Regions from separate parts of the Homo sapiens genome. Here region 2 is linked to region 1. Evidence: chromatin contacts called from ENCODE Hi-C or POLR2A ChIA-PET data. All regions are on one chromosome and are shown on one strand. Each heading gives the region's core, a stretch centred on a gene start or an enhancer-like site at or near the end of the contact. The rest is flanking DNA. Distances are from core to core; before and after follow the strand shown.

Region 1 (4,837 bases), core at 2,338-4,837:
TACCAGAGCAGGGGTGAACCAGGGGCTATCCCAGGCCCCATCTATCTTTCTTCTCTGTCCCCAGGGGTTCCTCTCCCCGCCTGGATCTTTCCAGGAGTCTCTCAACAGATACTCATACTCTCCCCCAACACCCCTTGCTTCCTGCTCTACCCCAGTCCTGGGAGACAGGGAGGTAGTAACCCACCTGCTCTGCTGACCTAGAATGGTGATATCTAAGCCTCACCCTAGCTACCAGGGTCAGGCCCCTTGGGGAAGGAGGACTTCAAACTCAGCAATTCTGGAGTTACTTCTCAAGCAGCAGATGACCTGGGGAAAAGCTGACCCCGGAGTAGGATGACCCCGGAGCAGGCTTGGAGATTGTGACACACAGACACTACTGTGAACGCCCCTGTGCTGGCAGCCTGGACATGGGGATGAACCTGGCCTGGTGCTGCTTCGAGGTGCTCCCAGCCTGTGGGGGACATGGAAAGGTAAGTTAATGCATTGTTGTAACAATGGAATAATTTTTATTTTTTATTTTTCTTTGAGATGGAGTCTCACTGTCACCCAGGCTGGAGTGCAGTGGCATGATCTGGGCTCACTGCAGCCTCCACCTTCCAGGTTCAAACAATTCTCGTGCCTCAGCCTCCCAAGTAACTGAGATTGTGGGCTTGTGCCACATGCCTGGCTAATTTTTGTATTTTTAGTAGAGACGGGTTTTTGCCATGTTGGCCAGGCTGGTGTTGAACTCCTGACTTCGGGTGATCTGCCCACCTCAGCCTCCCAAAGTGCTGGGATTACAGGTGCGAACCACCACGCCCAGCCAACAATGGAATAATTAATGGGGACAACAAACCCTTCCACTGAGGGAGTGTTGACTCAGCATCCAGCATGGGGTTTGGGGCTCTTCACAGTGTCCTATTTCAGCTAGGCATGGTGGCTCATGCCTGTAATCACAGCAATTTGGGAGGCCAAGGTGGGGGGATTGCATGAGCCCAGGAGTTCAGGACCAGCCTGGGCAACATAGTGACACCCTGTCTCTACAAAAAATGAACAAAACGAGCCAGGCATGGTGGCACACGACTGTAGTCACAGCTACTTGGGAAGCTGAGGCGGGAGGATCGCTTGAGCCCAGGAGGTCAAGGATGCAGTGAGCCAAGATCACACCACTGCATTCTAGCCTGGGTGACAGAAGGAGACCCTGTCTCAAAAAAGATAAGGAAAAACATCTGGAAGGACCTCAGGAGGTTGGTACTAGTATCACTCCCATTTCACCAAGGGGGAAACTGAGGCTCAAAGAGAGGCTCTAAGTGTTTATAGAAGGTCCTACAGAAACCTGATGTTCTGCGATTCCAAACACATCATGCTCCAGATCACAATGTCACCTGCCCAGAGGTGGGAATTAGAGGTGTGCTCTGAAGGTGGGGAGCCCTGTGGCCATGTGGAGGGGTTGGGGGGAGGGTGGAAGACCCCCTAGTGGCGGTGACCTCTGAGCTGAGCCTGACAACATGAGTAAGAGTTTGTCAGGTGGAAAAGAGATAGGGTGTCATCAGGGCAGGGGGCTCGGAAGGAGCAGAGGCAGGTGGCTGTGAGCAAGAGGCCGATACGTTCAGGGAACAGGGAGCACTACTGGGCAGGAGGTGGAGGTAGGGGTGAAAGACGATTTCAGAAAGGTGTGCTAGGGCTGGATGCTGAAGGGCCTTGAATGCCAGGCTTGGCGTTGGGCCTGGGTCCTGCCCATGACGAGGAAGCAGGTCCTACCGTAAGGATAAGAGATGGGGTGACTAGATGCATGCTAATGGCAGAAGTGGGGCTGCAGGCAGGAGTGGCCTGGGAGGACACACTCCAGCCTTAAGGACCCCAGGTCCAGGCCCCATGCCTGCCTCCTCCCATTCCCCCATCCCCCCAACAGAAGAAAAGGCAGGATGAACAGAGCTTCCCCAGGAGGCTGGGAAACTGGAAATAGGGGGAGATACTGGTACATCCATCAGCAGATCACTAACTCCTCGGTCTTGATTTGTTTGCCACCTTCTTTTAAAAACGATGCTATGTGCCCCCTTCGGCAGCACATATACTAAAATTGGAACAATACAGAGATTAGCAAAAAGAAAAGGGAAAAAATTAAATACAAATTTTAAATATTAGATAAAAAGGTGGGCATGGTGGCTCACACCTGTAATCCAAGCACTTTTGTTACAGGAAAGGGGTCCTGATCCAGACCCTAAGATAGGGTTCTTGGATCTCGCGCAAGAACGAATTCAGGGTGATTCCATAGAGTAAAGTGAAAGCAAGTTTATTGAGAAAGTAAAGGAATAAAAGAATGGCTACTCCATAGGCAGAACAGCCCTGAGGGCTGCTGGTTGCCCATTTTTATGGTTATTTCTTGATGATATGCTAAACAAGGGGTGGATTATCTATGTTTCCCCTTTTTAGACCATATAGGGTAACTTCCTGACGTTGCCATGGCATTTGTAAACTGCCATGGCGCTGATGGGAGTGCAGCAGTGAGGACAACCAGAGGTCATTCTTGTCACCATCTTGGTTTTGGTGGGTTTGGGCTGGCTCCTTTACTGCAACCTGTTTTATCAGCAAGGTCTTTATGATAACCTGTATCTTGTGCCCACCTTCTATCTCAACCTGTGACTTAGAATGCCTTAACCGTCTGGGAATGCAGCCCAGTAGGTCTCAGCCTCATTTTACCCAGCCCCACTCGAGATGGAGTTGCTCTGGTTTACACAGCTCTGACACTTTGGGAGGCAGAGGCAGAAGGATCGCTTGAGACCAGGAGTTTGAGACCAACTTGGGCAACATATAGAGACCTCGTCTCTATAAAAAATTTTAAAAACTAGCCTGGTTTGGTGGCACACACCTGTGGTCTCAGCTACGTGGGAGGCTGAGGCGGGAGGATTATATAAGCCCAGGAGTTCGTGACCAGTTTGACCAACATAGTAAGAACATTTTACAAAAAATGAACAAAATTAGCCGGGCATGATGGCACTTGCCTGCAGTCCCAGCTACTTGGGAGGCCGAGGTGGGAGGATTGCTTGAGCCTCGGAGGTCGAGGCTTTAGTGAGCCGTGACAGCTGCTACTGCATTCCAGCCTGGGCGATAGAGTGAGACCCTGGCTTAAAAAATTAAAATTTAAATTAAAAAAAAAAAGCTATGCTACTAGAGGGGAATGTTGAACCCAATTAGGATCTCAGAAGGATTTCAGTGAAACCGCGAGAACTTTCCTGGGCAGGGTGGGGCTTTCTCCACCTGGGATTTTCCCAAACCTCTTTGTCACCATTCATTACCAGGAGCAGCTTGACACCCTCTGGTTCCTCTACCCTCGGGAAATGAACCTCCTAGTTTCACCCTCTAAATGTCCCTCTCCGGCTTCCTGCAGTCCTTACCCATCGGCTTGTATCTCAGTTTCAAAGCGGAGGGAGAGGACGGTGGAGAGTGGGAAGACCCTACGAAGCTCCCCGGGAGCTGTACCTTTAAGGGCAGGGGCGGGGCGAGCCCCGAGGGGGCGTGTCCTGAGGGCGTGGCCGAGACCGGGGCGGGGCGAGCCGGGGCGGGCCCGGACGGGAAGAGTAGGGGCCCGGACGCTGCAGCAGGCGGGGCACCCGGACTGGCGGCTTCGCTGGCGCAAGGTCGGTCCGGCGGCCAGGGACCTGGAAGGCTGCGAGGCCCTGCGAGGTCGAGGTTCGGAGTTTGCTGGTCCCAGGCCCGGCCCGAGGTAAGAAAGAGCCGCCTCCCCGCACGGCCGGAGGACCCGGGCGCCCCGAGTTCGACTTCTCAGCCTCCGTCCGGACGGGAAACGGAGCACGGAGATGTTCCTGAGGTCTCTTTCCTGGGAAGCGCAGCCCCGATTTCCCGCCCCTGTCCCTTAGCAGGTCGGCGACCATCCGAGCGCTGGGCATCGGCCCACGCGTACAGAAGGCGCTCAATAAATGCTCACTAGTGAATCAGTAAAATAAATCGGCAGCAAAGAGAGACGAGACGCATGCTGATCTTCAGGTGTTGGGGACATCAGGGACGCGAACATTTATTGAGCTCTTATTGTATACCGCGTCGGCCAGCATTTGTGTCCATTTCACACATGAGGAATAAGAGGCCCAGAGAGGTGAAGTGACTTCCTTAAGGCCACACAGATAGTAAGTGGCCGAGACGAATTTGAAACCAGGGGTGTCCTGTTTGAACTTGGTGCCAAATAGAGTAACTCGGACTCCAGTTGGAGGGGTTCGGGAGAACCATAGAAGAGGAAGGGCCGTGTCTTCCGTGGACAGGTAAGGAACCTGGCTGGGACAGGCGCCTTTCTGACCTCTCTTCCCCTCCCTACCTCCTCTCCCTCCCCTCAGGCTGCCAGTACATTGAGAAACACCTGCGCAGACTTAAAGAAAAAAACGTTTTTATGGGGTTTGGTTTCCTGATTGCAAAAATAAGACATACTCATCGTAGAACACATGAAAAAGCCAAAACAGGAAATTTAGTTTGCTGAGGACTTTTGTTTTTCCAGTTTAATTCCTTTGAAATATATTGAAGCCATTTTGGCCCTGGTCTTGAGGGAAGAGGCACATGGTGGTGACCAGCCCGGCCCCACTGCTAACCCGCGGTCTTTGAGCAACTCAACTTCCTTCTTGCCCTTAAGTTCCCTGTCGGAGGGGCTGTGGGCTCTGTGACCCTCTTGCTGTGTGACCTTGGGCAGGTTCTGGAATTCCTCTGCTGGGTGTGGTGGCTCACGCCTGTAGTCCCAGCACTTTGAGAGGTCAAGGCCGGCAGATCACTTGAGGCTAGGAGTTCCAGACCAGCCTGGCCAACATGGCGAAACCCCGTCTCCGTTAAAAATACAAAAATTAGCTGGGCATGGTGG
Region 2 (4,837 bases), core at 748-3,247, 360 kb after region 1:
AATAAGTCAGGCATAGAAAGACAATATTGCATGTGTTTATGTGGAAGTTAAAAAAAGTTGATCTCATGGAGGTAGAGAGTAGGATCATAGTTACCAGAGGCTGGGAAGTAGAGGAGGAAATGAAGAGAAGTTGGTTAATGGATACAAACATACAGTTAGATAGAAGGGATAAATTCTAGTGTTTGATAGCACAATGGGGTGACTATAGTTAACAATAATTTATTATATATTTCAAAATAGTTAGAAGAGAAGATCTGAACTGTTCTCAACACAAATAAATGATCAATGTTTGAGGTGATGGATATCCTAACTACCCTGATCATTTCACATTGTATCCATGTGTCCAAATATCACATGTACCCCATATAAATATGCACAATTATGTAAAAATAAAAAAACACAGTAGAATGGACAAATGTGGAATATTCACATAATGGAATTGACACAACAATGAAAAGATAAACAACTGTACCCCACAACATAAATTTCATAAACATCATAGGTCAGAGAAACCACGCACTAAAGCACACAGAGCCCATGATGCCATTTATGTAGGGTTCACCCATGCATCCTGGTTTACATTCCCAGCTTTCACACCAAGAGTCCCACATCCCAGGAAACACCCCAATCTTGGATGAACTGGGATAGTTGGTCACCCTATAATTGTAAAACGTTTAAAAACAGGCAAAACGTGTCTATGCTGTTAGAAGTCAGGAGATTGCCTACCTGGGTTTGGAGGTGCTGACTGGATCGGGGGCCCAGGGCTCTGGGGGGCTGAGAATGTTTTGTTTCTGGATCTGGGTGGGGGTTACACAGTTACATTGTTTGTGGCTACCTATCAAGCTGGACACTTTGATCTGGGCACTTTTTCTGTTTTACTTCCATGAGGAAAAAAAAATTGAGAGGCAGGATAGTGTAGTGGTTAAACATGCATGCCCTCAAGCCAATTACCCAGGCTTAAAATCCCAGTTCTGACAATAGCTATTAACCAAACTTGCCTTAGCTTGCTGGCCTGGGCCAGGGCTGGGGACACCACGTGTCTAGATTTCTTTATTGAGGCACTAGCGGATGTGTGCAAGGGGTAGAGACCAAAAAGTGTGGCAGCAGCAGAGAAGGGACGTCAGCAGCTCAGGAGGCTAAGAGGATAGTATTGGGCCATCAGGACCCCCACGCCCCCAATTCTAGGGTCCTGGCATCTCCCCAGTCCCCCTTCCTCCCCAGAGGTCCAGAATTTTCAGCCTCAGTCCTGAGATTTGTGTCCACAAAACCAAATATTTCTAACTGATAAAAGCCACTCCTTCTTGCTGCGGAGAAACCACAAGGCAACCTGGGTAGTTTGAACAAAGTTCTCTAGCCTCCCTAAGTTTACTCCTCTGTACTGTGGAGAGGATAGAAGAAAATCGCAGTGAGTAATCACAGTGAATTCACTGAGCACTGCCAGTCTTTTGCTAAGAACATGATGTGCTCAAGCCTTACGATACTCTGAAGTGGGTATTATGCCTCTCCCCATTTTACAGAGTCAGAGACTGAGGCACAGAGAGGTTAAGTAGCCTGCCCAGTGTCACACAGCTCTGGAGCAAGCGCCTGCTCCAGAGCCTGAGACTCCTACACCACATCCCACCCAAGTGTGGGCCTCGCACATAATAGGCACCCAGCACCCAGTAGCTCGGCCTTGCTGCCGCCGTGGAATCTCCTGCCTCCCAGAGACCCAACCTCAGCCCTGGACTCACTATGGCCACTCCCTGCACCAGGGGGAACTGTTCGGGTTCCTGCAGGACGTCACAGATGGTGTTCACCATCTCGTCGATCAGTGTCTGACATTCTTCGTAGGGCTTCAGGTATTCCTGGATAAACCAACCCAGCTTCTGAGCAGGCACCGAGGACAGCTGGGACTCCCCATTTCCCATTGCTCTCAGCTGGCTGCCGGCAAGACAGTGAATGGTAGGATGGGAGGCAGAGGAATTCTTGCTGCTGCCCAGAGCCAGGAAACTGAAACTGAAGTCTAGAGGCCTCTCTCCACCCACTGCAGCGAGCTTACCAACTCTTGTATCCGGGACAGGGAAACAAAACTAACTTAAGCTCAGAGGCTCTGCCCTGCCCCTTGCAGTGAGTTTACCAACTCCTGCATCCGGGGCAGGGAAACCAAAACTAACTTAAGCTCAAATGCTCTTCCCCGCCCCTTGCAGCAAGGTTTACTGACTCCTGCACCCCAGCAGGGAAACCAAAACTGACTCAAGCTCAGAGGCTTTCCCTGTCCCCGGCAGCGTGGTGACCAGCCCTTCAGGGGCTCCCCAAAACTTGAGGTTAACTAAACAGCCTCTAGAACCCCATTGTGAGGGCTTCATACCTGCTAGATGTCTGTCCTTGAGCACATCGCCTGCCCTCTTCGCGCCTCAATTCCCCCATCTGTAAGCTGGGGGAAAATGGCAGCTCTCTCGTAGGATTAGCTTGATGATTAAATAATACCTGCAAAGTGCTTAGAAGCAGGGGCGCACAGGTCATCTTTTGAGGCTCTGTCCCTTTCCCCCTGTTCTCAGTGGCCAGGGAACTCACATTCAGGGAAAGCGGCAGAGAGGAAAAAGAGACCCAGAGAGGGAACTGACTTGCTCAGGGACACACAGCAAAGCAGGGACCTAGCTGGACTCAGGTTTTGGTCTGCTTCTGGGTAAACACAGGCCCCCGTGTGGTCAGCGGGTGGGAACCTCTGTGTGTCCAGTTTCTCAGCACACTTGTGGACAGCCGAGGGACCGTATGAGGCACTTGTCCAGCCTCGCAAGGGCAAGAAAACACACCCCAAGTGTGTGAGCCAGAAAGGAGACAGACATGCAACTCCTGTGCCCAGAGCTTTGAAAACAAAACTCGCAGAGGACTCCCAGCCAGCTGCCTTGGCCCAGCAATAATAATTCACAGAGAAGGCAAAAATCTCCAAGATGTAGTGGGGGACCAGGGCCCTTCCATACTGGGATGGTTAATTTTATGTGTCAAGTTGGCTGAGCCCAGGTACCCAGATATTTGGTCAAACATTATCCTAGATCTTTTTGTGAAGGTATTTTTTAAAGATAAGATTAACATTTACATTGGTAGACTTTTTTTTTGAGTAAAGTGGATTATCATCTGTAAGGTGGTGGGCCTGATTCAATCAGTTGAAGGCCTTAATAGACTAAAGACTGAGCTCCCCCAAGGAAGAGGGAATTCGGCTGCAGTGCCTTGGCCTCCACTTGCAGCAGCAACTCCTTCCTGGGTCTCCCACCTGCCAGTCTACCCTGCCGATTTTGGATTTGCCAGCCTCCACAATCACATGAGCCAATTCCTTAAAATAAATACCTCAAAATAAATATAAATACCCTGTTAGTTCTGGAAAAACCTCGATTAATGCACATGCTCATTAAGGGCCTTTCCTGCCCTTATCCAACTTTTACTGCAACACCGAGAGGTAGGCAGGCTGGGCAGGCGTAGTCCTAAGGTTCCTTTTTCAGATGAGAACATGGAGGCTCACAAAGGTGGAAACATTTGCCCGTGATCACACAGCTAGGAAGTTGTCAGGCTAGGTTCTCACACTAACACACTGCCTGACTCCAAAGCCTGTGCTTTATTTGTTATTTAAAAAAACACTTTATTTTGAAGTAATTTGAAATGCTGAGAAAATTTACAAGATGCACACAAAGAACTTCCTTAGACTTTTTAGCCATTATATTTTTTACCACATTTGCCCCTCATTTTCTTGCTATTTATACATTTTAGGAGGTTTTTGTTTTGTTTTGTTTTTGAGACAGAGTCTCACTCTGTCACCCAGGCTGGAGTGCAGTGGCGTGATTATAGCTCACTGTAGCCTCACCCTCCCAAGCTCAAGCAATCTTCCTACTTCAGCCTCCTGAGTAGCTGGGACTATAGGCATGCACCACCATGCCTGGCTAAATTTTTAAAATTTTTTGGTAGAAATGGGGGTCATGATGTCACCATGTTGCCCAGGCTGGGCTCGAACTCCTGGCCTCAAGCGATCTTCCCACCTCAGCCACCCAAAGTGCTGGGATTACAGACCTGAGCCACCACGCCCAGCCCTTCATGAGTATTTTTATTCCTGAACCATTTGAATGCATGTTGCATGATTTATGTCCCTTTACTCCTAAATGCTTCAACCTATATCTCCTAAGAGCAAGAATATTGTGTTACAGAAGCACAGAACAATGGTCCAATTCAGACTTTTATCATTGATACAATGCTATCATCTCATAACATATATAATAAATATAATTTTGTATAATTTATATAATATATAATTTATATAACATATATAATAAATATACGTTTATTATATAAATATTGTATAAATATATATTTTGAGACAGACAGAGTCTCACTGTCACCCAGGCTGGAGTGCAGTGGCACAATCTCGGCTCACTGTAGCCTCAACCTCTCAGGCTCAAGCGATTCTTCTGCCTCAGCTTCCTGAGTAGCTGGGACCACAGGCACACACCACCATGTCTGACTAATTTTTGTATTTTTTTGTACAGGTAGGGTCTCACCATGTTGCCCAGGCTGATCTCGAACTCCTGGGCTCAAGTGATCTGCCTGCCTCGGCCTCCCAAAGTGGTAGAATTATAGGTGTAAGCCACTGCATCCAGCCATAAATACATTCTTATATTGAAAAATTTACCAACGATTCCAATACTCTTCTTTATAGCATCCGCACCCCCGCCAACATCTAGGCTCACACATGACATTTAGCTGACGTATGTGACAGACGTGTTTCCTGGGAAGCCCACTAGGAAAGCAATGGTGATGTTTTTACTGGGGGAAGTTTCCTCGGCGTTCATTCTTGAGGTATTTTGATGGCGTA

Evidence for each region. Hi-C counts contacts between places; a loop is a spot of excess contacts on that map. ChIA-PET counts read pairs that join two places held with the same protein, here RNA polymerase II (POLR2A). Pooled maps may share reads with other maps.
Region 2: a loop to region 1 is called in a map of CD8-positive, alpha-beta T cell, with 4 times the contacts of the local background. The contact joins the promoter of OAS2 here to the promoter of SLC8B1 in region 1. A Hi-C loop is called at or near these places in 2 of 168 maps with a recorded cell type or tissue (CD8-positive, alpha-beta T cell and naive thymus-derived CD4-positive, alpha-beta T cell) and 10 of 50 pooled maps. POLR2A ChIA-PET finds 5 or more read pairs at or near these places in 2 of 52 experiments (activated T-cell and naive thymus-derived CD4-positive, alpha-beta T cell).

Annotation. Positions count from the first base shown.
Region 1 is chr12:113,333,859-113,338,695 of GRCh38, reverse strand. It overlaps SLC8B1 (solute carrier family 8 member B1), which reads left to right and starts at 3,587. Exons shown (of 16, transcript NM_001358345.2): 1 at 3,587-4,253. RefSeq lists a silencer at 3,377-3,666.
Region 2 is chr12:112,975,679-112,980,515 of GRCh38, reverse strand. OAS2 (2'-5'-oligoadenylate synthetase 2) reads right to left here and starts at 1,997. Exons shown (of 10, transcript NM_002535.3): 1 at 1,731-1,997. The coding sequence starts at 1,907. RefSeq lists enhancers at 833-982, 1,093-1,172, 1,343-1,422, 1,643-2,452.